Regions from separate parts of the Homo sapiens genome. Here region 2 is linked to region 1. Evidence: chromatin loops called from intact Hi-C (ENCODE). Cell type or tissue: GM12878. All regions are shown on one strand. Links, peaks and the distances in the headings refer to the core of each region. The heading gives the core; the rest is flanking DNA. Region 1 overlaps LGSN (lengsin, lens protein with glutamine synthetase domain). Region 2 has its middle 91 kb from the start of FKBP1C.

The links. Hi-C counts contacts between places; a loop is a spot of excess contacts. Peaks named below come from ENCODE experiments on the same cell type or tissue, not always from the same donor. Only the 100,000 strongest peaks of a DNase experiment are listed, where the experiment ranks them.
Region 2: a loop joins it to region 1, with 9 times the contacts of the local background. A loop is called at or near these places in 3 of 110 quality-filtered maps.

What each region holds. Positions count from the first base shown.
Region 1 is chr6:63,263,201-63,279,284 of GRCh38, reverse strand. LGSN (lengsin, lens protein with glutamine synthetase domain) reads left to right here. Exons shown (of 4, transcript NM_016571.3): 4 at 1-3,334. Among named protein-coding and RNA genes, the nearest start is that of LGSN, 49 kb to the left of the region's middle. RefSeq lists a silencer at 9,535-9,584. In GM12878, for the core only: a CTCF peak has its summit at 9,636; a DNase peak (open chromatin) is centred at 10,584.
Region 2 is chr6:63,112,126-63,128,209 of GRCh38, reverse strand. No RefSeq gene overlaps it. Among named protein-coding and RNA genes, the nearest start is that of FKBP1C, 91 kb to the left of the region's middle. In GM12878, for the core only: a CTCF peak has its summit at 6,841 (motif pointing left); no DNase peak of the experiment used is centred there.

The sequences.
Region 1 (16,084 bases), core at 7,886-11,885:
AATACACAAAGTATAGATAGAAAGATGTTTGTGTGTGAGGGTAGGTGGGCTCTGTCTACTCTGCTTCATTCTTTGAAACTAGATGTTCCTCTGAAACCTCTAGTGCTCTGTGGAGTGTGAGAACAACTGCCTGGCTAGCCAGGGCTATGTTTGGAGTTTAAGTTTGTTATTCAAATTACTGAATCTGCTGCTCACAGAGGTTGGTACCTCCCCAGAGAATATTACCTGTTCCAGGCCTTTGTTTGAATGAGATAATATTGTAACTATCACAAAAGTTTAGCTGCTTTTGGGAAGAAGTCCAAAATCCACTTACTAGCAAATGAAACATTATTCTACTGCTTAGGATCAAACAGCAGATTTTATGTTCAATTAAAACTGACTGTAGTCTCAATTTAGATAGCAATTGCACAAGCAGAGGATTAGAATTTGGCTCAGATCCTCTTATTAAAATTCATATTACTCAGTAGCTTAAATAGTGAAAGTCAGTCTATCCTTCACTAATTACTCCCTTCTTTTTTCCTTTGAGCAGGAGAAGTGTGTTTGGATACATAAGAAGAAAGTTCCCAGCACTTTGGGAGGCCAAGGCAGGAGGATTGCTTGAGGCCAGGAGTTTGAGTCCAGCCTGGACCACATAGTGAGACCCCTGTTTCTACAAAAAAAAAAAAAAAAATGCCTCGCATGGTGGCACATGCCTGTAGTCCCAGCTACGTGGGAGGCTGAGAAGGGAGGATCGCTTGAGCCTGGGAGTTTCAGGCTGCAGTGAGCCATAATCACACCACTGCACTCCAGCTTGGGTGACAGAGTGAGACACTGTCTTAAAAAAAAGAGAAGAATAAAATTCATGGATGCATATGGGGTAGAGAGAAAGATAGTGTAGGGTAGCTGGGGGAAGGAAGGGAACCTGTCCTGAAACCTCCAGAATGAAATCCCACACATTACATCATGGGAGGGATAAGGAAGACTCTCATGCCAATTTTCTAGCTGTCTGCTAGAAAATTCCCCTCTGTTCATTTTCCCCTCTGTTCTCAGTAATAAAACCTCAATATGTTCTTTGAAAGCAATGAAAAATGAAATGATATTTCTGAGCCTTCATTAAGGTTGGATGTGGTCATGTTATTAGGTTCAGTGCAAAGAGGTGAAAGTAGAAGTGTTGCATATAAGTTCTTTAGGACATTTTCTTTTCTTTTCTTGTATTTTTTTTTTTTTTCCGAGATGGAGTCTCGCTTTGTCACCCAGGCTGAAGTGCAATGTGGGGGGGTCTTGGCTCACTGCAACCTCTGCCCCCTGGGTTCAAGTAATTCTCCTGCCTCAGCCTCCCAAGTAGCTGGGATCCCAGGTGCCTGCTACCATGCCTGGCCTTTTAGTAGAGATGGGGTTTCACCATATTGGCCAGTCTGGTCTTGAACTCCTGAACTCAGGTGATCAGCCTGCCTTGGCCTCCCAAAGTGCTAGGATTACAGGCATGAGCCACCATGCCCTACCACACTTTAGAACATTTTTTTAAATGACGGATGCTGTGTGCTCTGCCCTTTCTTTCTCTTGCTGCCTTCACCCTTCCTGCTGAGTGGCCTACAGATAATGTGGCTAGGATTATGTCCTTGGGAAGGGAGGTTTGCTCCACAGGGTACAGTAATAAGGTGGAATCTCTGCTTTGTAGAGCAGTTTGACTTGCCTACATCCAGATGTTTACCTGAGAGAGAACCAAACTTCTATCTTCTTTAAGCCACAATGATTTTGATTCTTTGTTAGTTGCAATGAAATTTATTTTCTCTTTTCCATGTGTGTGTTGTATGTGTGTTTGTGTGTGAGTGTGTGCATATGAGTGGGGAATTTGAGGGATTTGGGGATGAAAGAACAAAGGTATAAGAACCAGTGAAAGACGACTTCCTCAATATTCCCACTTCTAGAGAGGATAATCTGAGTTAATCAAAGGGATCCACACATCCAAAAAATGGGATTGGCTCTAACCCATCCCTATAAAGTGGCATATCCCTTTATAGTCCACGGGCCTTAATGAAACATGTCTAATGCATTGACTTCATTTTACCATAATGAGTAAAGATGCTGTAAAAAGTCTGATAATCACAGTGTTTGAAGCCGTTTTTTCCCCTTTCGCATTATTAGCATAACTTAAAAACACAGTACTCAGGATGCCATGTGAAGGAATTATATAACTAGGAATATTATCTTCAGTATTAAGTGTACAGTCGTGAGTCAAAGAAAATATTCAGCCATAGATTACAAATCAGTTGATAACGTAAGTTGGTGTGGCAGTTTCCACCAAGATTTCAGTTAGGTGTGTGCTGATGTATATTCTTGTTCTTTAAGGCAACCCAAAAAGAGGCATTGGCCAGCAGAGTTCAGGGCCAAAGACAAATTGGGGTAGGTACATGTAAAAATCAGTTATCTATTTTTCTATTTCTTTCATCTGTTCATAGGCTTTCTATTGTTGAAAGGACTTTCTGCTGATGCTTCTACCTTCTTGGTCTGGGTTAAGAGGGTCAGACATTCATTCAGCAGCACTTATTGAGCACCATTTGTGTGCTAAGCCTTCAGCTGGGAGCCATCATACTAGGGGAGACCAAAACAAAGATGAGCAGACAATGAAAGAGTTTTGGATCTGTGTATCTTAAGCAGAACATAAATAATTTTTTTTGTAGACCTAATGCTGAAAAAAGCTATTTGGAAAGCTTCTTTATGGCTCGAAAAGGGTGCCTTATAAATAGCTTTACAAAAATTGCTTTCTTATTTTCATTTACTATAATTGTTCTAATCAAAGCTTAGGGGAAAAATGTGATTACTGAATTTAAAGTTGGTAATTAAATGAGTATACATAAGAAATGTAAATTAAAAGCGATAATATTTTAAGACTAGAAATTAAAACATTAGTATTGTAGTAACAAGTTTCTATTTTCAAGGACATTCTATAATCTAAAATTTCATTTTACAGTGTGTGAATAACAACAACGCTTGAAATGATTATTTGAAGGCAATGAAAGATCAAAAAACTTTAATCTGAATAAAAATTGAAAGCATACAGTGAAGTCTGAGCTTATCAGTAAAACAGAACAGTCTATTGACATATCTCCAGTCACCTGTTTGACAAAATACACTCACCAATATGTTTATGATATAGGTATGACTGGACAATACCTTTAACCTTGGGTTTTCTATGACAGGGGTAAGAATTTGTGTCTTTAAACATTACCTATGTGCACAGTGCCTTCCCTGTTAAAGCTCTTCTCATGCTGCCTATAATTAGGGGTTTACATGATACTTCCTAATTGCTAATTAGGATGTGAATTCTCAGAATAAAAGGTACAGATCTTACTTACATTTGCATTAATACTTCTTGTTCCTTGCATATGTTCTGGAATTCAATTAATGTTTAATCAATCAATGCATATGTTATTAGCATAGTACAATACTATGCTTGTCCAGTATAAAACACACAAATTCACCTACCCAGAGAGAGGGAGGAATAGAGACAGTGGAGAAGTCCAACAGTTTGTGTTTTTTTATTGATCCTGCAATTTCTGCCATTAGAACTTCTTCAGGTTTTCTGCTTCTAGAAACTCCTGAGTAAACACCATTTGATTAGCTTGATGGGGATCAAAAGAACAACAACAATAAAAACAAAAACAAAAAAGAGCAAGGTGAAGTTGTCATGCTTTTTAGCCATGTGGAACCTTTCAATAGCTCTCTTAGATTTGTGGAATCCCTCTTCTTTGGGCTCTTGTCTCAGAAAGTAGAAGTCAGAACCTCACCTTCCCAATTTCTCTTGCTGCCATTGAGAGGTGACAGCGTGCTGGCAGTCCTCACAGCCCTCGCTTGCTCTCGGCGCCTCCTCTGCCTGGGCTCCCACTTTGGCGGCACTTGAGGAGCCCTTCAGCCCGCCGCTGCACTGTGGGAGTCCCTTTCCGGGCTGGCCAAGGCCGGAGCCGGCTCCCTCAGCTTGCTGGGAGGTGTGGAGGGAGAGGCGCGGGCGGGAACCCGGGCTGCGCGCGGTGCTTGAGGGCCAGCGCGAGTTCTGGGTGGGAGTGGGCTCGGAGGACCCTGCACTCGGAGCGACCGATCGGCCGGGGTAGTGAGGGGCTTAGCACCTGGGCCAGCAGTTGCTGTGCTCAATTTCTTGCCTGGCCTTAGCTGCCTTGCCTCGGGGCAGGGCTCCGGATCTGCAGCCCACCATGCCCGAGCCTCCCCCTACTCCGTGGGCTCCTGTGCGGCCCCAGCCTCCCAGACGAGGGCCGCCCCCTGCTCCAAGGCGCCCAGTCCCATGGACCACCCAAGGGCTGAGGAGTGCCCGCTGGTGGCACAGGACTGGCAGGCAGCTCCACCTGCAGCCCCTGGTGCGGGATCCGCTGGGTGAAACCAGCTGGGCTCCTGAGTCTGGTGGGGACGTGGAGAACCTTTATATCTAGCTAAGGGATTGTAAATACACGAATCGGCACTTTGTATCTAGCTCAAGGTTTGTAAACACAGCAATCAGCACCCTGTGTCTAGCTCAGGGTTTGTGAATACACCAATCGACACTCTGGATCTAGTTACTCTGGTGGGGACTTGGAGAACCTTTGTGTGGACACTCTGTATCTAGCTAATCTGGTAGGGAGGTGGAGAACCTTTGTGTCTAGCTCAGGGATTGTAAATACACCAATTGGCACTCTGTATCTAGCTCAAGGTTTGTAAACACACCAATCAGCACCCTGTGTCTCGCTCAGGGTTTGTGAATGCACCAATTGGCACTCTGTATCTAGCTAATCTGGTGGGGAGGTGGAGAACCTTTGTGTCTAGCTCAGGGATTATAAACGCACCAGTCAGCGCCCTGTCAAAACAGACCACTGTGCTCTACCAATCATTAAGATGTGGGTGGGGCCAGATAAGAGAATAAAAGCAGGTTGCCTGAGGCAGCACTGGCAACCCGCTGGGGTCTCCCTCCACACCGTGGAAGGTTTGTTCCTTCGCTCTTTGCAATAAATCTTGCTGCCCTCACTCTTTGGGTCCACACTGCCTTTATGAGCTGTAACACTCACCGCGAAGGTCTGCAGCTTCACTTCTGAAGCCAACGAGACCACGAACCCACTGGGAGGAACGAACATCTCCAGACGTGCCACCTTAAGAGCTGTAACACTCACCGCGAAGGTCCGCAGCTTCACTCGTGAGACCACGAACCCACCAGAAGAAAGAAACTCCGAACATCAGAAGGAACCAAGTCCGGACACGCCGCCTTTAAGAACTGTTAACACTCACCGCGAGGGTCCGGGGCTTCATTCTTGAAGTCAGTGAGACCAAGAACCCACCAATTCCGGACACACCATGGTACAAGGACTCTGCCAATCAGATGCAGTCATAAAACATGGACTCCACTCTGCTGAGCTTGAGGGAGGCAGCAGCGACAGGCATCCATGGGTGCCATCCTGGGGTGGCATTGTGGGGGGGCATTGGTGGTGCTATTGCCAGTGCCAGTGGCTGTCGGGTCTCTGGAACAGTCAAGCCTGTTCTTCTGAACCTGATTTTCTGGCCCTCCGAGATTCTATTAAATATCTAATATTTTTTAAATAAATTTCTTTTTTTCTTAAAGTAGCTAGAATTTTTAAAAAGAAGCCTGACTGAAAAACAGTATATAAAAAGACACGCGAAGAGCAAGAAAACTTTGATAAAAGAGAAGAAGAAAGAAAGGCAGAGAATTACTCTTAATCAGAAGACTAGGAACAATTGAATGTTTATACTAGATACGGATTAAACAAAGGTTTATTAAGCTCTTAGTACATAACATACATCGTGTGGGCACTTTCTCATTCATTTCCTTATTTCATGCTGTCTACAATTTTATGAGAAAGGTAGACTTATTATTTTTAAAAACAAGAGATTTAAGACCCTAAAAAGTTGTTGTGTTGAACGAACTAGGAATCAAATCCAGGTTTCTACTTTCAGTCTCATGGTCTCTGTGCTACACCAGAATGCCCTTCACTACAGTCTCAGCTAAGTACAATACTGAAAATTTTGCTGAATATTACATTTTAGTTTTAAGGCTTCTAGGCATTAAAATGAACAGAAGTAGGTAGTAGATACATGCTTGATAACTCTATCCAGGCCAGAAGGTCTTATGACAAAGAAGTATGATGCCATAACATTATTTCAGAACTTTGGTCAGATAACAGTAATTCAAGCCTTAAGTAGTTTCTTAATTTGTTTGAACACAAAAAACACCTGGCTGAAATTTCTGACCATCCTTAGAATTTGAAATAGTGCCAATCAATTTATTTTGTTTCATTTTTAGAAATATTCTTTGACAAGAACTCTGCATTCATTGAGAGCATAAAAGAGTTGATACTTCTCTCTGGCTGCTTAAGAAATAAAAGATAAGAAAACACACTGATTTTTGAAAATAGCCAACCTATATGGAGGCGAAATGTGTAAATTAAGGGAAAAAGAAATTGGCTGAGAACCTGCTACACAATGACATAACAAAGGTTTTCTTGTCTCTTCAAGATGTTTCCTAAGATTAATAAGATCAGTTTTACCTGGAAAGAAAAATAACACTTTAATTAATAACTATAAAAATTTAATGTTTATAAAACTGCTAATATAGGATTCATTAAATACAAATGAATATCAATGTATTGGGCATATCCAAGAGACTACTGGATAAATTGTTACATTATAGAAAACTTTTCAAACATAAGCTAGAGGGCAGCAACGTACCATTAAACAGTGTTGGCTCAGAATTCAGAGCAAAGCTGAATATTAAACATAAAAGTAATTGGATTTTCAATCTAGTTACTTTGAATAAATGAAAATTGAAAAAATGTATTAGAAATACTAACAGCAGAAAGGCATTCCCAATCACATGACTTGCATTTGAATATTTTTAGGTTAATAGATATTAAATACAGGCTCAATATCAGAGGGGGGGGGAAAGGAGTGTTGACAGGATACGATATTACCAATATTTAAGGGTACATTCAAGAGACGTAGAAATATGAAACCATAGAAACATTAGCTGCATTCTGTAATGCCTAAAATTAATCTAAATGTCTTAAATTTTGGATGACTCTACAATAGATTTGAAATAAATAAGTCTGAAAAGAACTAAAGAAGAAATCTTTAATAAACTATGAAAAAAAGAAAATCCAGTAATTTGTTACTTATTTGGAGGTTCATTAAAATGAATCACATTATAAGAGCTTCTACAATATCTACAAATTAAATAAATGCTACAAAGTGTCTTCTTTCTGTGATCACTAGAAAACATATATATCAATTCACTTTTTATGAGGTAAACAGAAATGATACTTCAGTGTTTGAAGTGAAAAAGGATTGTTAGATAATGAATTGTTGTTTAAGTTAGACACTAGGTAGCATTTTTATTCAATTTTTGAAATAATTGCTTTTGAGAGCCATTTGTATGTAAGTTACGAAGGGGAAGATACAAAACTGGACAATACATGTTTTTCTCCCACAAAGAGCTTTTAACTTTAAGTGAGAGAACAAATGTTTCTAAATGTCTATGGATGGAGGATAGAATTTATGTGGTGAGGAGAGAACAAAACAGCATAGAGGAGGATGCCATTGATCAAGCAATGCGAAGTCTTGGGCTGGATCACAGACTTCTTTGGCTCCAACTACCTTTCTCACTGGATGGCAAGGGTTATAAGGTCCCATGTCCCCAGCACTTGAAGAAGGAAAAGAAATGTGGCTAGCAAAGGGCAGATACAACTAACTCTAATAGTGCTGTGTCCCGTGGCCACACTTCCTTAATTCCCTGACAAAGAACAGGCGTCTTATCTCAGACTTAGCACTTTTCTTCCTTCTCTTAACTTTCAGTGCAAGGGGTGCCTCTCATTGTTGGCAGGATCCCACCCCTGTGGCCTTCTCATGCGAGTACCCAATCTCTACTGTATCTCCAGTATGTTCCTCTCCTGGTGTTTCTTTCCCATCAGAATTTAAGCACATTGACATGGTTGCAAGGTGCATAATGCACACGCGCGCGCACATACACACACACATACACACGGAAAAAAATCTATTAATCCGAAGTACCCTTCTCACTTCTGTCCTTGTCTTTAAAATCAAATTTATTGATTAAGTTACATGTCCTTGCTCTTTCTACTTCCTCTATTTACTCCTCATAGCTTCCCATCACTGCCCCCAAATATTTTCGTTTCTACCTCCACCAGTCCCCTTCAACTGTTCTCACCAAGGTTAATCATAACCTTCCACTTGTTAAATACAGGGGACATTTCTCATTCATGTTTTATGACGAGTAAACAGAATTTGAAATTGCTGACCTCTACCTCTTTGTCAAAATGGTTTTCTTTTGACTTGAAAGGCACTAGAGGTTCTAGATGTTCTTTCTCTGGCCACTTCTCAGCTTTTCAATGTCTTGTGAATTCCTCTTTTCTGCCTGAAATTCGATGTTGAATATTATTCAAGATCCTTCCATTCTTGGTCCTTTCTTCCCTCTAAAAATTGTCTCCACAACATCTTATTTATTATTACTATTATTTTCCATGGATTAAGACATTTATTTATTTATTTGTTTATTTATTTATTTTTGAGACACAGTCTCATTCTGTCACCCAGGCTGACACGATCTTGGCTCACTGCAATCTCTGCCTCCCAGGTTCAAATGAATCTCCTGCCTCAGTCTACCAAGTAGCTGGGATGGCAGGCACGCACCACCATGCCTGGCTAATTTTTGTATTTTTAGTAGAGACAGGGTTTCATCATGTTGGCCAGTCTGGTCTTGAACTCCTGGCCTCAAGTGATCCACCCGCCTCAGCCTCCCAAAGTGCTGGGATTACAGGCATGAGCCACTGTGCCTGGCCAAGACTCTTGGTTTAAAGTAATGGAAATCAAACTGAACCTGATTAAACAAAATAAGGAATTTTTTTGGTTGAGATAGAAGAGTGCCTCATGGACTCTAAGACCTTCAATGTGTCTAGGTGTTAGGAATGAATCTAACCTGAAACTGAAGCACTGTAGATAACCCAGGACATCTTTTCTATCTGTTCTTACCTCTGTTGTGTTTCTCCTCATGCCAGCATCATCCTTTCACTCCTGCTTTAGACTGGCTTTCTCTGTTTCTTTCTCGACATGATGGCAAATGGCTGCTGAAACAACTTCCCAAATTTACATCTTTTATGTTGAACAAGCAACCTGTTTGAAGCTAGTCTATTCTAGTCCAAACTCTAAATTCATTAGTTTAATGTGGGCAATGCACTGACTCCTCATCCAGTGAACTGTGGCCTGGAAGGGACATGTCACATTGTGTGAACATGGCTTTTCTCTCTATTATAACACGGATGGGTCAGGCAAAGGAAGTCCTGGTGGGATGGCATAAAAACCCAATGATGCTGACAGTAAAGCCTATACCTTCAATTTTTACTTATAAGCGAATGATTGTCAAGTTAGTTTCTCAAAGTGTACATCCACTCAAATGTCCCACAGGTATTTCAAAGTCAACACATCGGTGTTTAATTTATCACCTCTTCCTCACTCTGTTGGCCTAAAAATCTACATATTGGTTCTTTACTATTTTTAGAGTCTTCACTGGCCTCCCTCTAGAAGAAGTCCCTTCTCACACCTGGTAATTAGTCATCTGCTGCCGCCTATTGTTTCAGGCTAGGAGGGCTAGTGAGACATGCAGTCTCTTCTCTTCACATGGTGAGGGCATCCTCGAGTTCCCTCTCTTCTGCCATCTCAGTGCTACTTCAATTCTTTCTGGCACTGTAGGTGTTCTAGCCTCAGTTGTGTCCTTTATCCAATGATGGACCTAGGAGGCCCGCTTGGCAGCTTGCTTCAGCTACAGCTTCACATCATTCCACATACTGTGGCACACAGCAGGCCTGCTGTCTGTCTCTCAATGTTCTTGACACACGTTCTTGAAAAAGTATTCTAATTTTTAGAGCCACAATTCCCCCATCCATTAAATGAGCATGTCCTTTTTACCTATAACAACAAATCTGTTACACTAATTGTTTTCCTTTTTTTTTTTTACATAAAAATACTACATACAAAGTCAGATCCTATTGCTAAGAAGCTTCACAAATGTATTATATTAAGCTTCTTTGGACATCCCTCTTAAGATGTGACACTGAGTGATTGTATGATTTAACTACTCAACACTTCAACTGAAAACTATGCTATGGGTTAGATTAACAGAAGCCTAAAGCCAAGTGGAGAATAAAGAAATGTCTTGACTGAAATCTGCAAAGAGCATTTGAATTAGACCCTACATGTACTACAAATCCTCATGGCTTCTCTTCATAGAATGAAACAACAACCAAGAATTCAATTGGCAAGGCCACCTGCCTCATTGAAGCTCATGGAGAAGGTGGGATAGAATGGTTCCCCCGTTTCAGAAATACTTGATATTCATGCTCACGTTCCCAGTTAGAGAAGCCCTATGCTGCACAGTGACCTTATGGTTGCCAGAGCTGTTTCTCTGTCTCACTGGTATGAGAGAAAAGAATAGAATAGTGAAAAAAGTGAGGCAGTTTCAGGATTCACAGTGGTTACAGGATGCCCTGAAATAGCACTGTTCAAAGTGACTTAAACTGGGGTCCTTGTAGCAGCAGAAGCATTAGCTCTGAGCTTTTTAGAAATGCAAACTGACAGGCTCAGAAATGTGTATTTTCACAAGGGCTCTAGGCATATTCTCTGAATGCTTAAGTTTGAGAAGCACTGTTCTGCAAGATCAAGACCTGTCCAGTAGTTCACAGAGGTTTCCATAAGCCCTGAATCTGAGGGGAAAAAAAATCCACAGAGGTTTTTGCTGCTTTCAAGATGCCACTTCTATGCTTATAGTTTCGTGTGCCCTTGGAGCTAACATTTGCTATTCTAAACTGCTACAGAAGCCAAACAGCTGTTCTCATACCTAGAATATCTTCTTAATATCTGAGGAAGGCTTTTACATGCTTAAAAAAGTATGTTATCCACTGTGCTATTAGGTCCAATGTGATGACTATTAATCAAGATTGCAGCTAAGACAGTTAATACCTTCTTGACATGTGAATGATCTCATTTCACTTCATCACTTATTTCTTTTAGGAAGGAGAGAGATTCCATACAGAATAGTTTCTGATTGAATGGCTTCTGTCTTATATGGTTTGGGATATTTTTAAGAATATAATTTTGGCAGCACGTTTAACCTTTTTGAGCTATCTGATATTCCCAAGAGGGAAAATTCTTGCAATGTCAAGAGATCACATGGTTTTTGTTTGATACTAGTTGGAGTTATGCAACACCTCTTTATTCTTGTTAATAATAAGTGCAGATTTTCATAGGACAGAAACAGCTATTTCAGGATATGTACTTACAACAGGAAAGGACATTTTACACATTGCATTTGCCCACAGTACTGTAAAGAATTCTGAAATGCATTATTCACATCAGATTCACACACACACACACACACACACACACAGAGAGAGTAATGGGATAGAAGGAAATAATGTATTTATCTGTAATAGATCTAAATCTCTACAAAGAAACACAAACAACTGTACAACCTGAAAAAGTATAGTCACTAGGCTTATTGGGGAAGTTGAGTGTGGAGTCTTACATGGTGTAGTCTCTGGAATTAGACTATCTGAGTTTGAGGCTCAGCTCTACCACTTATTATCTCTTGAGTCTTTGGGTAGTTTTGTTGGAGGCTCAGCTCTACCACTTACTATCTCTTGAGTCTTTGGGTAGTTTTTTTTTTTTTTTTTTTAACCTTCTGTGCTCAGCTTCTGCATTGGTAAAATGAGGGTCGCAATAAAACTTCGAAAGTCAACGTGAGGATTAAATCAGTTAATGCATGCAGAACTACTAAAATAGTACCTGATATTTGTTAAGCATGCATTTAAATTAAAAAAAAATTTTTTTTGTTTGTTTTTTTAACTATTCCAGTTGGAGAAGGAAGCAGGAATTAAGTATTTGCAAATGACCTTCAGAATTTTTAATCTTTTGTGACGAGAGAAGACATGTATTTCTCTTTACCACGCCCACACAGTTTGAGACCTCTTTAGTTGGGGGCTACAGCTTAAAAAAAGGAATTCCCTTGGGGGCAGACATGCTGTGCGCGCTGGGGGGAGAGGAGGAAGCAAATGTGGGACTAGTTTCAGGCTTTTAATCTCAATGTGTTTTGGCCTCTTGGCTTGTTTCCTTCTCTCCATTCTCAATAATTCTCATTGCTTTGGATAGGATAAAGGAGCACTATTTTTTTTGAGTGTGTGTGATTTTTTAAAAATAATTTACTTCATTACTTTTAATAGACTGCCGAGGTATTTAGTTTTTGACTGACAGAAAATATAATGATATATCAGATTCAAGCAGTCCCTCAAACATCATTCTTCACAGTTAAATTCTATATACATTTAAGAAAAAGAGGACATTCAAAAATGAAACTTTCTGGAAGATATCTTACAGATTTGTATCTGTCTATAAAGTTCAAAAGAATCTTTCTAGCACACTAAATCACAATGTATTTCTTGAATAGAGAGGACTGAAATACAGGGTTATTCACTCATTTTCTTACTGCTAAGCACACATTTACAAGTTAGAGAAGAAATATGCAGAGTTAAGAAAAAGACAGATTTGAATACTTTATAAAAAGGACAAAACCCCAACATACATAAAAAAAGTTTGACACTGAGTTTCTTCTGAAAAGAGCTTATTTTATTAAATTTCAAGAAAAGTAAGCCTATTCTAATGAGTAACAGATTTATAATCTTTTAAACAATAACTCTTTCCCAATGAAAAATATCTATAAATTTAGGAAACATATTATAAATTAGTTATGGTATTTAGACCAATAAATAGCATAAAATTTTATACACTTTATGGCTTCTTTTATATAATTTTCAAATTTGACAATCTTCCCACAGTATACTTTTTTCCTGAATATTTAAAATATCACTCCTCAAATAATAATCTATTTTATGCTATCTTATTTAGTTTTGTAGTTCAAATAATGATGAATAGACTTTTCTAAATAGGAAATAAAATGTGGGCAAATGAAGATAGTCACTAGCAGTCTCAAAGTATTTATAAAATATAGTTAATCTTAAAGTGAATTAACACTAAAGATGATCACATTGTTATTTCCTCTCTCAGATTTGGGCATATTTGTACTATGAACTTTGTTATTAATAATTTCGCTATGGAAGGGCTTCTACTGAGAAATTCACAATGAATTAACAAAATTTCAAGTTTTATTACCATAGAGAGACATAATACAATCCTTTGGGATCCATATTAAATCAGAGTTTCACCGTAAAGTGACTCAGTTGGTTTGATGCTACTGCACAGTGAATAGGAGTCTCACAATAAAGCTACAGTATGAGCTTCTATATCGTACAGTAAATCCATAGTGTTTTACAACAGAATTACATGGTAAGCTTCTCTGTACTTTAAATCAATGTAGATTCACAATGGGTTTCACCTTTTAGCTTCTATGAATTGCATGGTAAATCTGAAGTCTTTATTCATTTTAAAACTGGATGGTTGCCATCACATTAGACAATAAAGCTAAAGGCAGACCATTTCTGATAAGAATGAAGTCCTATTAGCAAAACTTGCCTCAAAATAGCTAATGAATTTCTCAAGGAAAAAGGTAGTTACCTCTATTATGTCAAATGTTGGAATCACTTGGAGGGAAGAAGTAAAATCTTCTGGAAATGACAAGACAGTTTTTTGAACCACAAACTCATGAAGAAACTGAAAACTAAGAGAAGTATTTCTGTTGTTGGGAGGTAAGATGATGGTGGAAAAAAGGATTCAGCAAGAAAAACTTGCAAGAGGGAAGAGGATGGTATGCTGGTCAAACATTGAAAAATCCCATCCATGAATAGTAAAATCTATTCTTTCTTTCCAGAGATAGTTACTTGACTTCATGGTCTTCTTTTATTTCTTTTTTCTTTTTTCTTTTTTTTTTTGAGACGGAGTCTTGCTCTGTCGCCTAGGCTGGAGTGCAGTGGTGCAATCTTGGCTCACTGCAACCTCCGCCTCCTGGGTTCGAGCAATTCTCCTGCCTCAGCCTCTCGAGTAGCTGAGATTGCAGGTGGCTGCCACCACACCCAGCTAATTTTTGTATTTTTAGTAAAGATAAGGTTTCACCATAATGGCCATGCTGGTTTTGAACTCCTGATCCTCAAGTGATCTGCCCACCTCATCCTCCCAAAGTGCTAGGATTACAGGCGTAAGCCATCGCACCTGGCCCCATGGTCTTCTTTAATTAAAACAGTTTTGGGATGTAGAATTAAAGGGAAACAATTTTTTTTTTTTTTAGATGGAGTCTCAGTCCATCGCCAGGCTGGAGTGCGGTGGCACAATCTCAAGGGGAAACAATTTCTATAAAGATGTTTTACCTTGAAACGTTTTCTGCATTATGGAAAATGCCTGCATTTTAGTAGAGCATTGTTAATTTTCTATAGACTAAATTGAAGTAGGGTGAATTCAGGTGGTTTTAGTTTTTTAAAGGGGGAGGGAATTGTAAGTACCAAATTCAATTTTAAAGCAATTTTCTTTATAAAACAAACATGTGGATCTTTTAGACAATCCGAAGTTTGAAGTTTCCAAGTACATACAGAACTAAACGTTTTGGAGATGTGGAAGATACTAATTACGCCTTACCTTTCTTTTAAGTATGAAGAACCTAAGGTTTTGAAAACTGTATATGACTTCCTCAGGGCTCGTAGTTACTGACAGAGTTAAAACAATATCAGGATCAGCCTGGTACTTTTTTGTTGTTGTTGTTGTACAATGTCAGCTTCCCGCTATCCCATATTTAAATAGGATTTTGTGTGTGTGTGTGTGTGTGTGTGGTTACTGGAACTTGTAAAATATTTTTACCCTTGAATTTGCCCTTTTATGTGCATTTTGCTGTGTTTTATTTTATTATATTTATTTATTTTATTTTTTTGAGACGGAGCCTTTCTCTGTCGCCCAGGCTGGAGTGCAGTGGCGCGGTCTCGGCTAACTGCAAGCTCTGCCTCCCGGGTTCACGCCATTCTCCTGCCTCAGCCTCCCGAGTAGCTGGGACTACAGGGGCCTGCCATCATGCCCAGCTAATTTTTTGTATTTTTTAGTAGAGACGGGGTTTCACCGTATTAGCCAGATGCTCTCGATCTCCTGACCTCGTGATCCACCCGCCTCGGCCTCCCAAAATGCTGGGATTACAGGCGTGAGCCACCGTGCCTGGCCACATTTTGCTGTGTTTTAAAATCTTTTTTTTTTTTCCCTAGAGGAATTTTGAATCAAATTGTATTTTAGGTTCTAAACTTGTTTTCAAACTCATTTACAATTGACTCATAAAATTCTGAGCTTGCCCTGCTGGAGTTTGGGCCCATCCCATCCCCTGATTTAAATGGACTTAGATATAAACTGGAGGTCATTTTAAAATTTTCTCTACTTCCCCGTCACCAGTCAGAGTGTTGCTATTTTATTTCACGTTCTTATGACAGACACTGAGCAAAGCATCCCAACCCTTGAGGTGATTTAAGAGCACGCTGGACCAGATTCAAACACATTAGGGGAAAAAAAGGAGTGGAGGTAGATTTTAGATAAAAAGTATACTCAAACGTGTTCCAGAAAAAAATTCCAGCAGGTGTCAATGACTCATAGCCTTCCAGTCCTTTATCACCTCATTAGCTTTGATTGCCTGACCCTGGATGCTCACCCTGGCTTCCTGTTTTCTCTGAGGAATCTGAATCATCCCCCACTCAATTTAAAGTTTTACCAACAATGCCCTTTGGGAATTGGAATAGCAGAGAAATGCTGTGTATAAAATGTTGTATCTGTTTTTGACACCTTTACTGCTAAACGTCAATAATCTTTGAGATTTTAATTTTATCTTCTGTGTGTCCAGTCTTACACAGACAAAACAGGCAGTTATAGGGAGCCTAGAGTGCCTAACAATTCTGCCTGCCTTTCTTCCCATCACAGTTCTGAAATACACAAAGCGACAAAGTTTTAAGCAAAAATTTTCAATAGAGATTATATAACTCTCTGTGTGTGTGTGTTTGTGTCAGAATTTGTGCAAGCAAGTTAGAAATAGAGTATAACCTACATTTCTTTTAGTGAGTGAGAGGTAATGTTT
Region 2 (16,084 bases), core at 5,238-9,237, 150 kb after region 1:
CAACAATGAAAATTACAACAGATAAATGAAACATAGTGCTGGTTCTTTGAAAAGATAAATAAAATTCGTAGGCCATTAGTGACACTAACAAAGAAAAGAAGAAAGAAGATCCAAATAAGGTCAATTAGAAATGAAATGGGAGATATTACTACTAATACTGCAGAAATACAAAAGATTGTTCAAGGCTACTATGAACACCTTTACATGCATAAACTAGAAAACTGAGAGGAGATGGATAAATTTCTGGAAATATAACAGCCTCCTAGATGAAACCAAGAAAATATAGAAACTCTGAAGAGACCAATAATAAAAGTCACAAGATCGAAAAGGTAATAATAAAATTGCCAAAAATAGAAGGCCAGGACCAGATTCATTCACAACTGAATTCTATCAGACATTCAAAGAATTGGTACCAATTTTATTGACACTATTCCACGGGAGAGTGAAAGGAGGAATCCTCCCTAAATAATTCTTTGAAGCCAGTGTCACCCTAATACCAGAACCAGGGAAGACATAACAAAAAAAGAAAACTACCGACCAATATCCCTGATGAACACAGTTGCTAAGCTATGAGAATGCAAAGGCATAAGAATGATACAATAGACTTTGGGGACTTGGGGGGAAGAGAGGGAGGGGGACAAGGGATAAAAGACTACAAATGTGGTGCAGTGTATACTGCTCAGGTGATGGGTGCACCAAAATCTCACAAATAACCACTAAAGAACTTACTCATGTAACCAAATACCACCTGTACCCCAATAACTTATGGAAAAAAGAAGAGGCAAATAAAATAAAGTGATAAATGTAAATACTGTAGAGTTTTATAAAATATGTGTGACACATTGTTAAATGAGGAATAAAACTGTAAATGGTTTCCCCTTACTTTTTTAATGTAGTATTTTTCAATTTTAAGGTGCAGAAGACTCAGCAGAGACACTTATTAAAAATGCTCACCCAGAGATTTTTATTCAGTTGGTCTTGTGTAGGTCCTGAGCCTGCATTATATTTTTAGGAGAATAAATGAGTATCTTCTTTCCCCTTTATTTTTGTTTTGTTAAAAGAAAACCTTTTATCATGAAAAATGTCAAATACATACATTAGTAGAGGTGATAATTTAAAAAATCTCCATGAACCCACTACCTAGATATATAGCAATATTTATCATTTGTCTAAACTTTTCATTTATCTTAGCCTTTACTTTTGGCAGTCTGAATTTTTGCAAGGCACTTAACATAAACCTGCCTTAAAATTAAGAATGAATGATAATGTGTTCCCACTGAAGCAAAGCACAGAGTTTGAAAATTAAAAGTCAGAATCTTCAAATATAAAAACTGTGGCCAAACACATGGAACCAATTAGAAGCTAAGAGATAAGAAGCCTAATATATTTTTAGGGAACTGTCTTGCCAGAAAACCCACAAATTTTTCCTGCAACAGCCAGTGCCTTACCTTCTAAAACAATCTGTGGTTTGTTCAATAAGTACCAACAAGGGCTGGAAATTGTGTAAGCACCAGAAAGAAAGTACTCCCAGGAACCCACCTCTGTCCCCCCTGAACCAGAGGCCATGGAAAACAATGAACCAAGGAGATCCTCTTAGAGGAATTAACAGGAGTTTCCCACTGGCTAATTAGGCACTCACTTCATGCCAGGACTGGGACCTTTTCTTACTCCTGCCCGACAGGACCAGAGATTACCATGTTTCCCTACTCTCACTCTTTCTGTTAAGAAGGTGTTTTTGTGTGTGTGTGTGTGCATGTGTGTCCTTCAGGGTATCTTATTCCTTCATAACCATTGTTTGTCAATCTTGAGTATAGGTAACATATTTTAGTCTACAGGTTGCCTGACCATAAAACAACCCCTTAGGACCCAATGGAAGAGAATGAGTGTTAACTAGAGGTTCTGGATATTGGTATGGATGCTGCAACTGAATATAACATTGGGGCTACTTGTTTAAGGAAGGACAAAGTGTGTGTTCTTCTTATAGGAAAAGAGGGCATGAGTGCTTGATTGGACAAAGAGGGAACTTTATCTATACCATGTCTATTCTTTCCTTCATTACTAACATAACATTGGAAATTTTTCAGCAGCCCTGGATATAGAGGTGGCCAATGAGATGTACATGTAAGCTTTGGAAAATTCTTGGTACAGTTACTTGAAATGTAGACAGGATGGTTTAAGCTTTAGTAGTTAAATTAAATCAATATTGACCTTGTGAATGGAAGCCACATACTAAGAATGGAAAAACGAAAGAAAGAGCTTGGGTCCGTGATAATACTTGTATGTCAGTTATCACATGGCCATAAAGACATACCTGAGCCTGTGTAATTTATAAAGAAAAGAGGTTGAATTGGCTAATGGTTCTGTGGGCTGTACAGGCTTCTGCTTCTGGAGAGGCCTCAGGAAACTTACAATCATGACAGAAGGGGAAGGGGAAGTAGGCATGATCTTCACATGGCTGGCAGGAGAGAGAGAGAGAGTGAAAGAAAGAAAGGGAAGGGGGAGGTGCTATACACTTTTATAAATAATCAGATCTTATGAGAACTCTATCGTAAGACAGAACTAGGAGGATGGTGCTAAATCATTAGAAACCACCCTTATGGCCCAATCACCTTCCACAAGGCCTCACCTCCAACACTAGAAATTACAATTCAACATGAAATTTAAGTGGGACACATAGACAAGCCATATCTGTACCCAAATGCCTTAACAGTCCTAGATCTCTTATGTCCAGATTTCTTTTACATAAAGGATGAAATTCTAATTTGCTTAATTCTGGTCTCTGTTGTTAGCAATAAGATGCAATCTGTGGTACATCTATTAATCTTCATTGCCTATATTCCTGTTTGTAATTTTTATTGATCATTAAGAATGCTTCACATATTAAAGAGAGTGATACTTTTTTGCTACATGTATAGATTTGTTACATATATGTGTGCATGTATATATATACATATATATGTATATATATAGAGAGAGAGCAAGAGGAATGAAATATTTTTCTCAATTTTATCTTTCAATTTTGTTCTTAGTACTTTTGACATACAATGGTAACAGATTTTATGTAATCAAATCTCTCTTTTAATAGCTTCTGTCTTCAGGTTCATAGTTACAAGGTTCTTTCCCATGGACAGGTTATAAGGCTATGTACCCATTGTATTAGTAAGGGCAGACTATGTCATGCTGCAGAAACAAATAGACTTCAGTATCCTAGTAAATTAGTAGAGTAAAAGTTTACATTTTCTTCAAACAAGATCTGACGTGGGTGAGGCAGTTCTCAATCTTGTAAGTGTGCCATCTGGAACACAGGGCTTACAAACTACTACAAAAAAGGAACAGATAAATAGAGGCAGGATATAGATCCTTTATTATCTTGGCCTAGAAATGACATAAGCTATTTCTGTTCACACTTGGTTAGACAGAGAAGATCACATGACCCATACCTAACTAGATGTGAGGTTCCACAATATGGAGGATCATAGGGATATTTGATGTGCACCAGGAGACAATGTTACACCACTTTTTCTTTCCTTTCTTTAGTTCTTTAATCCATGAGTTAATTCACTATTGTACACATCTGGCAGGGATCTGTGGTGGTTGATTTTATTCAGATACACACTTCAAGATTGTCCTTTCTACCACTGCTTGCCTTAACTAAGAAAATTATTGCTCCTCAAGATTTTGCTTTTCTGGGATTGCATGATAAATGTAGATACCTATCCACTTAGTGCTAATGAATAGGGATATTCCCTGTATATGGAGAAACTTGTTTGGTTTATCACTCTTCATTATTTCCCACAAAAAAAGGTAAGGCAATTTGTCTAGCTGTCAGAGACTTGTTAGGAACATGTTTCTACACGTTGATTTTCTTGCATATCTTGTACCTCTTCATGTCATTTGGCAGAGAGAATAAATAACTGGAGATAATGTTCACCACTATCCCCTGAGTGCACGAGCGCACCTCTGCCACTGTTTTGTAGCCATCTATGCTCTACTGGTAACACTATTCATAATCACAGTAAACATGAGCCCTTTACTTGTAGACAAGTCAGAAACAGCCATGATTCCATCAGCAGTCTTTATGAGTTACAGTTTGGGATATATATAAAGTAAATTTAGCAGCAGATCCCTTTGGATTGCTATGTTTATGATGTAATGTCAGAGACCTCAATACATTTTGGCAAACCACATTTCCATTATAATACAGCTAAAAACTGAGGGCACCACATAGGACAATTTTTACTTTGCTTTTTTTGTGATAGAGAAGGAATGTTTAGGGATAGCTGACATGGTAGTTCAACCTATTGGCAGAGCAATCTATCAATGATTTCTTCTACAATAGTTACAGATTTGCAGTTGGTTATAGAATATGTCCTTTTGTTTAGAACTACTAATCCCTCTTTTTATGTAAGAGAAACCAGGGAGGAAAATTGTCTTCATTTTAGAAATATTGATCTACATGAATTATAGGAAGGAAGATAGATGATTTAGTGCCCCAATATGTGTGAAAAAGTATACTGATATTCCTCTAGGATGGCATGTTTTAGCACAAGCTTGGGAGCATCGCTAGAGTTTAATTTCTTGACAGTTGCATCCAGATCAGGGGCCCTATACCATTTTCCATAGACTAGGGATTATGGTGAAATCCTACACTCTCACACAAGAGTTCCCTGATTAAAGGTTTTGGAAAACTTACTGCATAGTTTGGTCACATGAACACTGATGTCTGTATAGTTCCTGATGCCCCTAAGTGGTTCATTTCCCTGTGTATTTGAAAAATTACACATCAACTTTTTCATTGGCTCATTTGTTTTTTTTTCTGCTGTATAATATTTTGATTATAATTGCTTTGCAGTATGTTTTAGCATTTAGGAGGTCAATTCTCCCTCTTTATTTTCTTTTCATATTTGGCTTAGGAATCTGTGGACTTTTAGTCTTTCATATACCTTTTAGAATGATTTTTGAGTTCCCCAAAGGAAGGTTCATTCATAAAAATAATAGAAAAGTTAAAAACTAGCATTCATATGGCTCTATGAGCTAGGGATTTTTCTAAGCATTTTTACATAAAATGTTAATTCCCTTCCCCATCACAAAAACTTTACAATCAAATGCTTTTATTATCTGATATTGTTTCAGATGAACAAATAAAGGTACAGAAAAAGTAAATAGTTTGACCAAAGTTACTCAGTTAATAATTGATATGACTGGGATTCAAACTCAGACCCTTTGTATCCAGATGTATACTTTAACCACTGTGCTAAATGGAATAGTTCCACTTTTTAAAATTTTTGCTACTTTTTAGTATAATTTTAGTTGTTACCTTTAGTGGCATCTCATTTTGTATTGCATTATTTGTTTGATTGTGGGAGTTTTATATACATTTTAGTTACCTTATCAATAACATACATTACCAACACTTTCTTCTAGATTGTAACTTGTCTTTTAACCCTCTATGTATATTTTGTATCTAATTTTAAATTTTAATATAGTCTAATTTATTAACATTTAAAAATACGATTTACACATTTTCTTCTTCTGCCTAAGGTTACAAAGTTGTTCTGTATATTTTTTTCTTTTCTTTTTTTTTTGTGAGACAGAGTCTCATTCTGTCACCCAGGTTGGCATACAGTGGTACAATCATGGCTTACTACAGCCTCAACCTCCTGGGCTCAGCTGAACCTCCTGCCTCAGCCTCCTGGCTAGCTGGGACAACAGACATACACTACCATGCCCAGCTAATTTTTGTATTTTTTGTAGAGATGGGGTTTCACCATGTTGCCCAGGTTGGTCTCAAACTCCTGGACTCAAACCATCTGTCTGCCTTTGCTTTCCACAGTGCTGGGATTACAGGCATGAGCCACTGCTTTTGCATATTTTCTTAGAAAATTTAAAAAATTACTTTCTATAATTGGTCTTTAATTCTTTGGACTTTGTAGACTTTGGCAAAACAAAGAAAAAGAGAGAGGAAGGACAATTTTTTAAAAACTTAAATAATATTTATCAAATTCCTGTACCCAACACTATCACCCTTTTCTTTTTCTTTTTTTTTTTATTATTATACTTTAAGTTTTAGGGTACATGTGCACAATGTGCAAGTTAGTTATGTATGTATACATGTGCCATGCTGGTGCGCTGCACCCACTAACTTGTCATCTAGCATTAGGTATATCTCCCAATGCTATCCCTCCCCCCTCCCCCCACCCCACAACAGTCCCCAGAGTGTGATGTTCCCCTTCCTGTGTCCATGTGTTCTCGTTGTTCAATTCCCACCTATGAGTGAGAACATGCGGTGTTTGGTTTTTTGTTCTTGTGATAGTTTACTGAGAATGATGATTTCCAATTTCATCCATGTCCCTACAAAGGACATGAACTCATCATTTTTTATGGCTGCATAGTAGTATTCCATGGTGTATATGTGCCACATTTTCTTAATCCAGTCTATCATTGTTGGACATTTGGGTTGGTTCCAAGTCTTTGTTATTGTTAATAATGCCGCAATAAACATACATGTGCATGTGTCTTTATAGCAGCATGATTTATAGTCCTTTGGTTATATACCCAGTAATGGGATGGCTGGGTCAAATGGTATTTCTAGTTCTAGATCCCTTTTCAAAGGGCTTATTTTATTTAACAATATACTGTGACCATTCTCTGTTATTAAAGAATACCTATCATTTCTTATATAATGTCATTATAATATGATATCCTTAAGAATTACATGGTGGAAGAATAATTACTAAAGTGTGAGGTTGGGGTACTTATTTCATTAGCACTGCACTTACCTGGCTATGGATTGGCAGTGCCTTCGTATGCCCCTGTCCTACAGTCACAGCTACAGCTACATCTAGAGGCAGGCACATATAACTGCTCTCTCTCTTTGTGCTTCCAGGCCAAGGGGGGTAAAGGCTCCTCACTATTGCTATCTTTAGGGTGCTTCATCATCCTTTGTTAGTTTCCTTTAAACTCGTATACCTCCTTATATGTCATTCCTTCATATACTCTTATTACTTACTCTATTTCAGTGGTCATCTTTTTCTTACCAGATGTCTCATGTGTAGCTACAGAGGAAGGTTGCTGGACAGTAACTGTGACTTTTGAATACAAGCACATGGAGAGTCAGGGAGGGAGCCAGATAGAGAAATATATATCTTTCCTCTTGCTTTCCAATCTCTCCTTCATGTTTCCCTGGCCAAACCCACCCAAAAGCTGAAATACAAGGGAGCTCACTGATGCAGACCAGAGAAGTATCGGAGTTTACATCATGAAACATATGGAGAAATCCAGCACATGCATCAAATTCCTAATATTGGTTCCCAAATTAAAAGACAGAGATAAAAAATGTTATTGCTTACATTAACATTTCATTTTTTGTCCCAATGTAATTGAAGAAATAAAACATTAAAAAATATATTGTGATTGTAGTACCTAGGATAGAAGTTTTCTGGGGCTGTAAGAAGGAGACTGCTCAATGAACAAGAATGCAATGTGCTCTTTTCTCTTTCTCCTTAACCTTATTTTTTAAACACTCCTCTTGTTTTTATAGGGTTTTGTTGTTGTTGTGGTTTGTTTTTGAGATATAGTCTTAGTCTGTCGCCCAGGCTGGAGTGCAGTGGCACGATCTCGCCTCACTGCAACCTCTGCCTCCCAGATTCAAGCAATCTGCCTCAGCCTCCTGAGTAGCTGGGATTACAGGCGCCTGTCACCACACCCGGCTAATTTTTTCTTTTCTTTTTAGTAGAGACAGGGTTTCACCATTTTGGTCAGGCTGGTCTCGAACTCCTGACATCAAGTGATCCACTCGACTTGGCCTCCCAAAGTGTTGGGATTACAGGCATGAGCCACTGTGCTCGGCCTGTTTTTCTAGGGCTTTAAGTTCATGCTTGGATGTATAAATCTCTTTCTGTAAGAGGTAGAAGGGTGAAGGCATATTTATGGGAAAGGTATTCTTTGACTCACAAATCACCACCCAGAATTTAGGGAGATGTGTTTTCCTATTTTCAGGTTTATACAGGCCCTGTTTTGCTAAGTCAGAACATAGATATTGTGGAAAATGGTTAGTTTATTCTATCTTTGTTAAAAAAGTTAGGCTATATTTAATGAAGCAAAGCCAAGATGTGTCATGAGCATGTTTTTTTTTGTTGTTTTTTTTTTTCACCTGAGGTTCACTTTCCACTTGTCTATTTTATTTTGGAGAACTTGTTTTTTGTTTGTGGGAAACTTTACAGACAGTATAAGAATTATAATCACTAGAATCATTTATTGATTTCTTCCTATGTACTAGATATTGTGTTAAACACTGCAATGCATTTTATTTCTCTAATTGCTTATAATAATATTAGAAAGCATGTGTTTGGCCTCAGTCAATTAATTAATTTATTCTTTTTAAAAATAGGGCACTGAGCTAAAATATTCATAACTTCCAATTGACTGAAATCAGGCAATAGGATTTTCTAAGTAATTGCATTTATTTTCTATTGAAGATAATATTAAGTAAGAATCTGATATTTCTCATGCTGGTTTTTGTGTCTTCTGTTGGTGAGGTTTCTTCCTTTTGTCTCAAGAATCCGAAGGGCTGACAGAGTTTTATGCATAGTCATGTCTCTAATAAGTCATCTAAGCTTATTAATATATGAGGAGAGAGATGAGGTGCTTTTCCTGGTTGGTAGCATGAGGAATCTACTTATACTATGTCTTTAGAGCCAGTTGAGCACTTTTCTTCTTAACTCTATGTTTAGTGACATCACATTGGTAGCCATAGCAGGAGTATTTATATTGCTGAAACTGGCAAACGCTAGAAATGAGGATTTTAATTTTAATTTCATTTTATTAACTTTTTGTGTGTAAGCTATTTGCCAGCACACTAATGGTTAGAGAGAAGCCACACACCACAGTGAAAGCAGGGAGACCAGTGAAATTCTGCAGTGAGGCAAGAGATGATAGTGATCGAAGAGTGGGTGGGCATTGGTGGGTAGAGTATAATTTGAGAAATGTTTGGGAGATTAAAAAGTAATAGCAGGTGATAAAATTTGTATTGTTACATTTTACAAGAGACATAACTGAGACTCAGAAAGATTAATTTGCCTATGATCACACAAGCAAGCAAGCAATAGGGTAAAAATTCAAATCCTTACCTTCCGGATTCCAAATCAGGTAATGTTTTTTTAAATGCCTGTTGATCAACAGGAAGCTCCATTGTTCCATTCATGTGGATCACTAATAGTAATGAAGTGCTCAGAATGGCTAATTATTCTATTAGACAGATGATGTTCATGTGTTCAGGGGCATTTTTCTGCTAACTGCAGGGGTATGTGTTCTGAATCTAAATCTGACCTATATATTCTGACATATATATACTGACCTATATATATATTCTTGAAGTCAGGACAATCTATAGATTTGATACTATGCCCTCAAAACATGATGGTCTGACCCAGATAGCATTTATACTTTTTCTGGGTCATGGGCCCTGTTAATTACTTAATGAACACTATGTGAACAAACATGCAAATAATTTTGCTAACGATTTCAGCAGACTCACACATGCTGTTCCTGAAGTGTACCATTGACTTTTAGTCCAACAATACTATGCTATGATCCTCAATAATTAAACAAATTAAAGAAGCATTAAATCATTTCAATTAAATTTTTTTGTTTACACATCACCACATAAAAATACGTCTTATTTTTAAAAACCCAAAACAACTAGGTCCATACAGACACTACAGAATAAAATGTCAGTTTTCCTTGATAGTTAAAATACTGAAAATGTATAGATAAATTAAGTATAATAAAATGGCATTTTAGAACTTGAAAGGGTCTTAGAGATTTTCTAGCCCAACCCATACATTTTACAGAGGACTAGCCTCTCCTTGTTCATATAAGTAATTTATGGTAGAGCTTGGTTTAGAACCCAGATCTTCTGACTCTTAATTGAGGGAGGATTCCATGTAATAGCTACCTAATGGAGATTATCTATAAATTTCAAAAACCCAGGACAATTCATTCAAAAAATTCTGATGACATTTAAGTAAAATGATTATTAAAGTTAGGGAAGTTATTTAAGCCTCTTAATATAATAGAGAATATTAAAATAATGATATAGCTTCTAATTGCAATTCGTTTTTTGTATGGGTAAAAAATATTTTAAAAAATTAGTTTATTGAGAATTGATAACTTATAAATTAAAAAATAAAGTTACATTTTTCTTTGCCATTATATGATAAAAAGAAATATTCATATGTTTAATAAGAAAATAATGTTTACATATAGAAAAAGTACATTTCTAAATGTAAAATGCTTATTTTGTTAACATAATGTATTTTACACAAAGATGCCCTAAGTTTTTGACTCTCACTTCTTATAACATATTTTAGCTCTATTTTTTACTAGCATTATTGACAAGTTTTTCTTTCTGTGCTATTTTTAGAGTTTTTTCTTTTATATATTCTGATATGTAATTATTATATTTTAAAAATAACTTTTGTGTGCATTAAATACTGTTAAGTATTGACATACTTTATTTTTTAAAAACTAAAATGCTTAGAGATCCCCTGATTAGTAATATAATTTTTCCTTCTTTAATATGTTCAGAGAAATACTTTAATGATCAGAAGCTGACTGGATGTTACATAAACTCTTAATATTGAATTATGACAATCCAGACTAGGAATAGCAAGTAAGTTTTCATCAATGGCTGAAGCTCTCTGGTACTTTCTGAAAAATTGTTTTCTGAGACTACATCTAGGCTCAGCAGGAAGTTGATTGATTAGTGATGCCTGAAGTGGATGGAAGACAGGAGAGTACTTGCAGGCATGCCACATATTTGTCATGCCTGTTCTAAATGATTTACAAAAAAATGTAAACCTTAGTGCTCCTAAGGACAGGAAATTTTTAGTTGATAATATTTACTGATTATCATATAATTAACCAGAAAAAAAATTTTGTTTCAATGTACAGAGCTGAAAATACTTCTAGAAGTTTTAATATATATACCTGCCTTGGTAATTTCTGAGTGTAAGCATCTTATTTGATAAATCAAGATTCTGTCATACACCAGAATTATCATTTTTAGTATCAGTTTCTTAGAAATGAGATTCTTAATCTAAATGAACTCTAGAACACCCACTAGAAATCGGTTCTCTCCCATTTGTTGAATCACTTACTGGTTTCCTGATATTTTATTTTATTCAAAGTTTTCTTAGAAGAGATAACAAAGAAAAATACATGCTATTAAATAATGGCCTTGGATAATCACACTTTTAGCATAGAAGTTACTAACGTCTATGCAAGCACAAGGTGTTTACTGCCATGATTCTTTGTTCGTAGAGGCAGTCTCCTTAACAAATTGAATAATTTCAGGGGTAAAAAACACTTGGTGACAATAAAACCTTTTGGGGAAAAGTAATAGCTATACAATTATTTATATAAAAGGTGGACAGTCTTAACGCTTTATCAGAAAGCATAAATAGCTAAGATCTAGTGATACTGGAATCAATTTTAAGCCAGAGTTAAATCAAATTCCAGGTCAAAATGATAACAGTGTGGCCAGTGTGGACCCCAGTGCAGGTTTCTCAACTACATAAGGGTCAAAAGCTCCAGATTTTCAGTAAGGTATATCTGGACTTGAAGCTTTGGACAAATTATCTGGTTTTACCAATGCTTTTTCTTGATTTTCACAAGGCCAAGAGTAACTCCTATGTGAGAAAACCTTTGGAAAATTCAATATTGTATGCTGATGCTGGTGGTGAGGGGAAGCCTATCACCATTGGTCAAATAGAAACCTTTTCTTCATCTGGAGGAAGATGAGCTTCATAAAGTGTCACCAGCATTCCTAGAATATGATACTGTAAGGCAATAACAAATGAAAGAAATGTATGAAGGGTTCTATAGAATTTCTTACATCCCTTACTCTCTGTCTTGGGAGACGAAACATATTAACAATTTTGTAATATTTTATTTATTTATTTATTTATTTATTTATTTATTTTTGAGACGGAGTCTTGCTCTGTCACCCAGGCTGGAGTGCAGTGGTGCCATCTCGACTCACTGCAACCTCCTCCTCTTGGGTTCAAGCGATTCTCCTGTCTCAGCCTCGGGAATAGCTGGAATTACAGGCGCGTGCCATGACGCCCGGCTAATTTTTGTATTTTTAGCAGAGAAGGTGTTTCACCATGTTGGCCAGGTTGGTCTCGAATTCCTGACCTCAAGTAATTCACTAGCCTTGGCCTCCCAACGTGTTGGGATTACAGGTGTGAGCCACTGTGCCTGGCTAACTTTGTAATATTTCTGTTAGAGAATAGCTGAGACCCTACTTTCAGTGTCCTCCCCTGCAAAGTTCAACTGCATGTCATTACCGTCAGGCATTGAGGTTACAAAATAAGAGGTCGGTGAGGTCAGCTCACATTGGCATGATTTCTCAATTCTGGGTTCCATGACATAATGTTAGTGGCATAAAATTGTCCATGTTGGGAGTATTTATATCACAGTAATAAGCAAATGCTACCACTCATCTTCTCTGCCTCCCTTGCTCTCACTGGAGATAAGGTTTGTAGACATTTAATACCATTCCACATCAGTGAGTATACTCTAGGGATTTCCAGTCAGATTCTAAAGAAGTCCTTTGGATTGCTCAAGTCACCATAAGCATTAGAGGGAAATATACTACATTTATATATACTCCAAATATAGGCTCAATTAACCAGTCTAAGAGCACTTAATAGTCAAGACCAAGCCTTAACCTTTATCAAGAGACTGTTATATTATAGAAGCAATTAAGGCAAATGAAATCAGTTAACCTAATTTACAGAGGCCCTGACATAAAGATATGTAAATTTCAGATACCAAATACCTAGAATAGCACTATTTGTATTTATTATGTAAAATAATAAATAAATAAATACAATATTTTTACATGTACTAAAACTTGTTATTGCTACTTCATCTTCGTATAGTTCATCCTCTTAGAAAACAGACATTTAAAAAATGTTTATAGACATTGTATTGTAATGAGCTCAGACAGTCTATCATCTCATGATTGAATTTATAAAATCACTGGGAAATTTATATCTTTCTTATAAGAGTACAGGAATTTTTATCTCATACAAGGCATGAAAATGAACACACAGTATGTTCCCCAAGCAATGTGTGTTGACAGCTCCATTACATTACCCGTACGCCCAGGCACACTAAATCATGATGGGCCACTGACCTCTTCCCCTCTCTCCAACTAAAAAGCACAGTGTAAATGGATGCCCCTTTTCTACAAAAAAAGCATCATTTTTTTTTTTTCTGGGAGCAGATTACAATTCAGTGGAAACTAGTTTAAACATCATCATGTTCAGCAAGATAACACACATTCAAATGACCTTTCAGTTCTCAGGCCAGTGCCTCATTTATAGTTCACAAGGTGACTGTATGACCCACAAATGGTGTTCATTTTAGTGCTAATAGCCAACTTGTGGTTTTAGAAATTTTTAACTTTTGTTTTTTTTAAACCTATAGCATTAATGAATTGAAGATAATATTTTGTAGTCCATTTTAGTTTATTTTTACATGACTTGGGTATATTCATCTAATCCATGGAAAAATTTGTGTTCTCTATAAACTCAAACTAAACTGAAATAATTGTTTAGATAAAATATTCCTTTGTCCAAGATTATTCTGCTTTTAACACAGTAAGTGCCTAGAGAGATGCATAAATCTTTGTCAATAATATTTTATTGTCCAATTACTTTTTCTGATTACAAATCAGGAGAGTTTGGGGGAGGAAATGAAAGCTAAGAGTAATGGGTGTGGAAGTATTGAGGAAAAAAGAATTTTTTTTTCTGAATTATCCATTTTGACTACTTATATTATTTTTTTAAACCAAATTCCCAGACTTCAAGTAGAGGCTTGTATGATTCTAATTCAAAGAACAGCAAACATCTCAAATTTCTAATTTTTTTCTTGCTTAGTTCAGTATCGAGTTGTAGAAAATGATGAGAAGTGACTTTGATTCAACCACTTTTTACTTAATGAAGGGGAAATGGAGTGTTTATTATCATTTTTTCAAAGGAAACTACCCATTGGTAGTCACTGCCAAAGTCCCAAATTGTTAAAGCCATGTCCATCTGGATGCTTATACTGAACATTACACTTGTACTTATGCTTTCATAAGTTATAATAATTTTTGTATATCTGAAAAGTTTTTATTTTTAAAAGAAACTAAATGCGTCACTCATGCAATATTCCAGATGTTCATACTGGTGAACACAGAGGAGTAGGTATTTTCAAAGCTAATGAAAAGTGTATAAGTCAGGAGAGAACTGATTTCAAAAAAAAATTTTCCAAAGAGTAGAATTTTGTTGGCACTAAATTACAACTGAGTTGTGTCTACATCTGCATGGTCTGATGAATCAGTACAAAGCACACAGACATGGAATTTGTTAAGATGTGTGGCATAGTTACCACGAAAGAGGATTATCTATTCCACAGCCTTTGAAAATGTGACCATTCCCCAGGACACTGATTATGAACAAAAATAAAAAGACCAATGAATTTATTTTTAATAATACAAAATCCTTGATAACATAGAATGACAGTCTCTAGAACATCACTTCTCCTTCAGTAGCACTACTAATATGATATTCAATTACAAAACCTGTTGATATTCTTGGAGAACAGTAAACTGATGGAAAAGCACTTTAGTGTATAGTATGATGCAGACCGTGAGCAAAGAATGTAAAAGTTATGTACGGTTCAGATAGAAGAGTTAATCTTGAAAATCTGAAAAACCACAGGTGTATTGAATTGGAAGCAGCTACCAGCAGCAGGATTTAAAGGGTTGATATGTGAATTTACTGAGATGAAAGAATACTTATTTCTTATACTTGTGAAATTGCTTTCTTTTGCCCTTTGATTTAAAATACACTTAGATTCAACTCCTGATTCTCCATATGCCATTTTAAACATTTGACTGATTGTCTATGTGACTGTAATTTCTCAACTGAAAGTTGTCATGGTTTTCATTGTTTGGGCTGTAGTCTCTTTGAAAGGTGGAATACTTACTTTGGGGGGCAGTAGTATAGTCTCACCTTAGTCTCACATAGTCCATGTCTATGGAATGTGTATCTCAAATATCTGTCAATCACTGTATTATAAATTTTTGCTAAAATAGTAATAATAATGCTAGGTAACACTTATTGACCACTTGACAAGGGTGTGTCAGACAATGTACAGCCCTCTGAAGTAGGGAAGGTTATTATTATTCATTTTTACAGAAGATGGAGCTGAAACAAGAGAGTTTATATAATTTGCCCAAGGTAACACAGCTACCAAATGGCAGAAACAGGATTACAATTTGAATACTCTTTCTCCAATCTCTGTATCTTTTTTTTTTTTTTTTTTTGGAGACAGAATTTCACTTTGTTGCCCAGGTTGGAGTGCAGTGGCACGGTCTCGGCTCACTACAACCTCCACCTCCCGGGTTCAAGCAATTCTCGTGCTCAGCCTCCCGTGTAGCTGGGATTACAGGCACCCACCACAACTCCAGGCTGATTTTTTTTTTGTTGTTGTTGTATTTTAGTAGAGATGGGGTTTCACTATGTTGCCCAGGCTGGTCTTGAACTCCTGAGCTCAGGCAATCAACCCATCTCAGCCTCCCAAAGTGCTAGGATTACAGGCATGAGCCACCGTGCTCGGCCCAATCCCTGTATCTTAAACTGTTGCAGGAACACATAATAACACACAGATGAAGAGAAAGTTCTCAAATAAGTGATGTTTAAATTCTCTTTGACCTTCAAAATTTGGAGTTTCTTATTTTTGTTAATGATACTACAATTTCGCTGATCACTGAAGTTCAAAACCGTGGCCTCATCTTTAATTCTTTATCATCCATGCCTATGACTAACTAGTGACCAATTTTGGTAATTCTCCTTCTGTAATGTCTCTAGATCTGACTTTAGGCTTCCATTCCATTGCCGTATTCTTCTGCAGTGTTCTTGATCTGGATTATGAATAAATAGTTCTAGTTCTAGTCCCTTTATGCTCTAATCCATTTTCCAAAATGTTGTATTGAATCTAACTCTACTCTGCTACAGTGAGGTGGGCC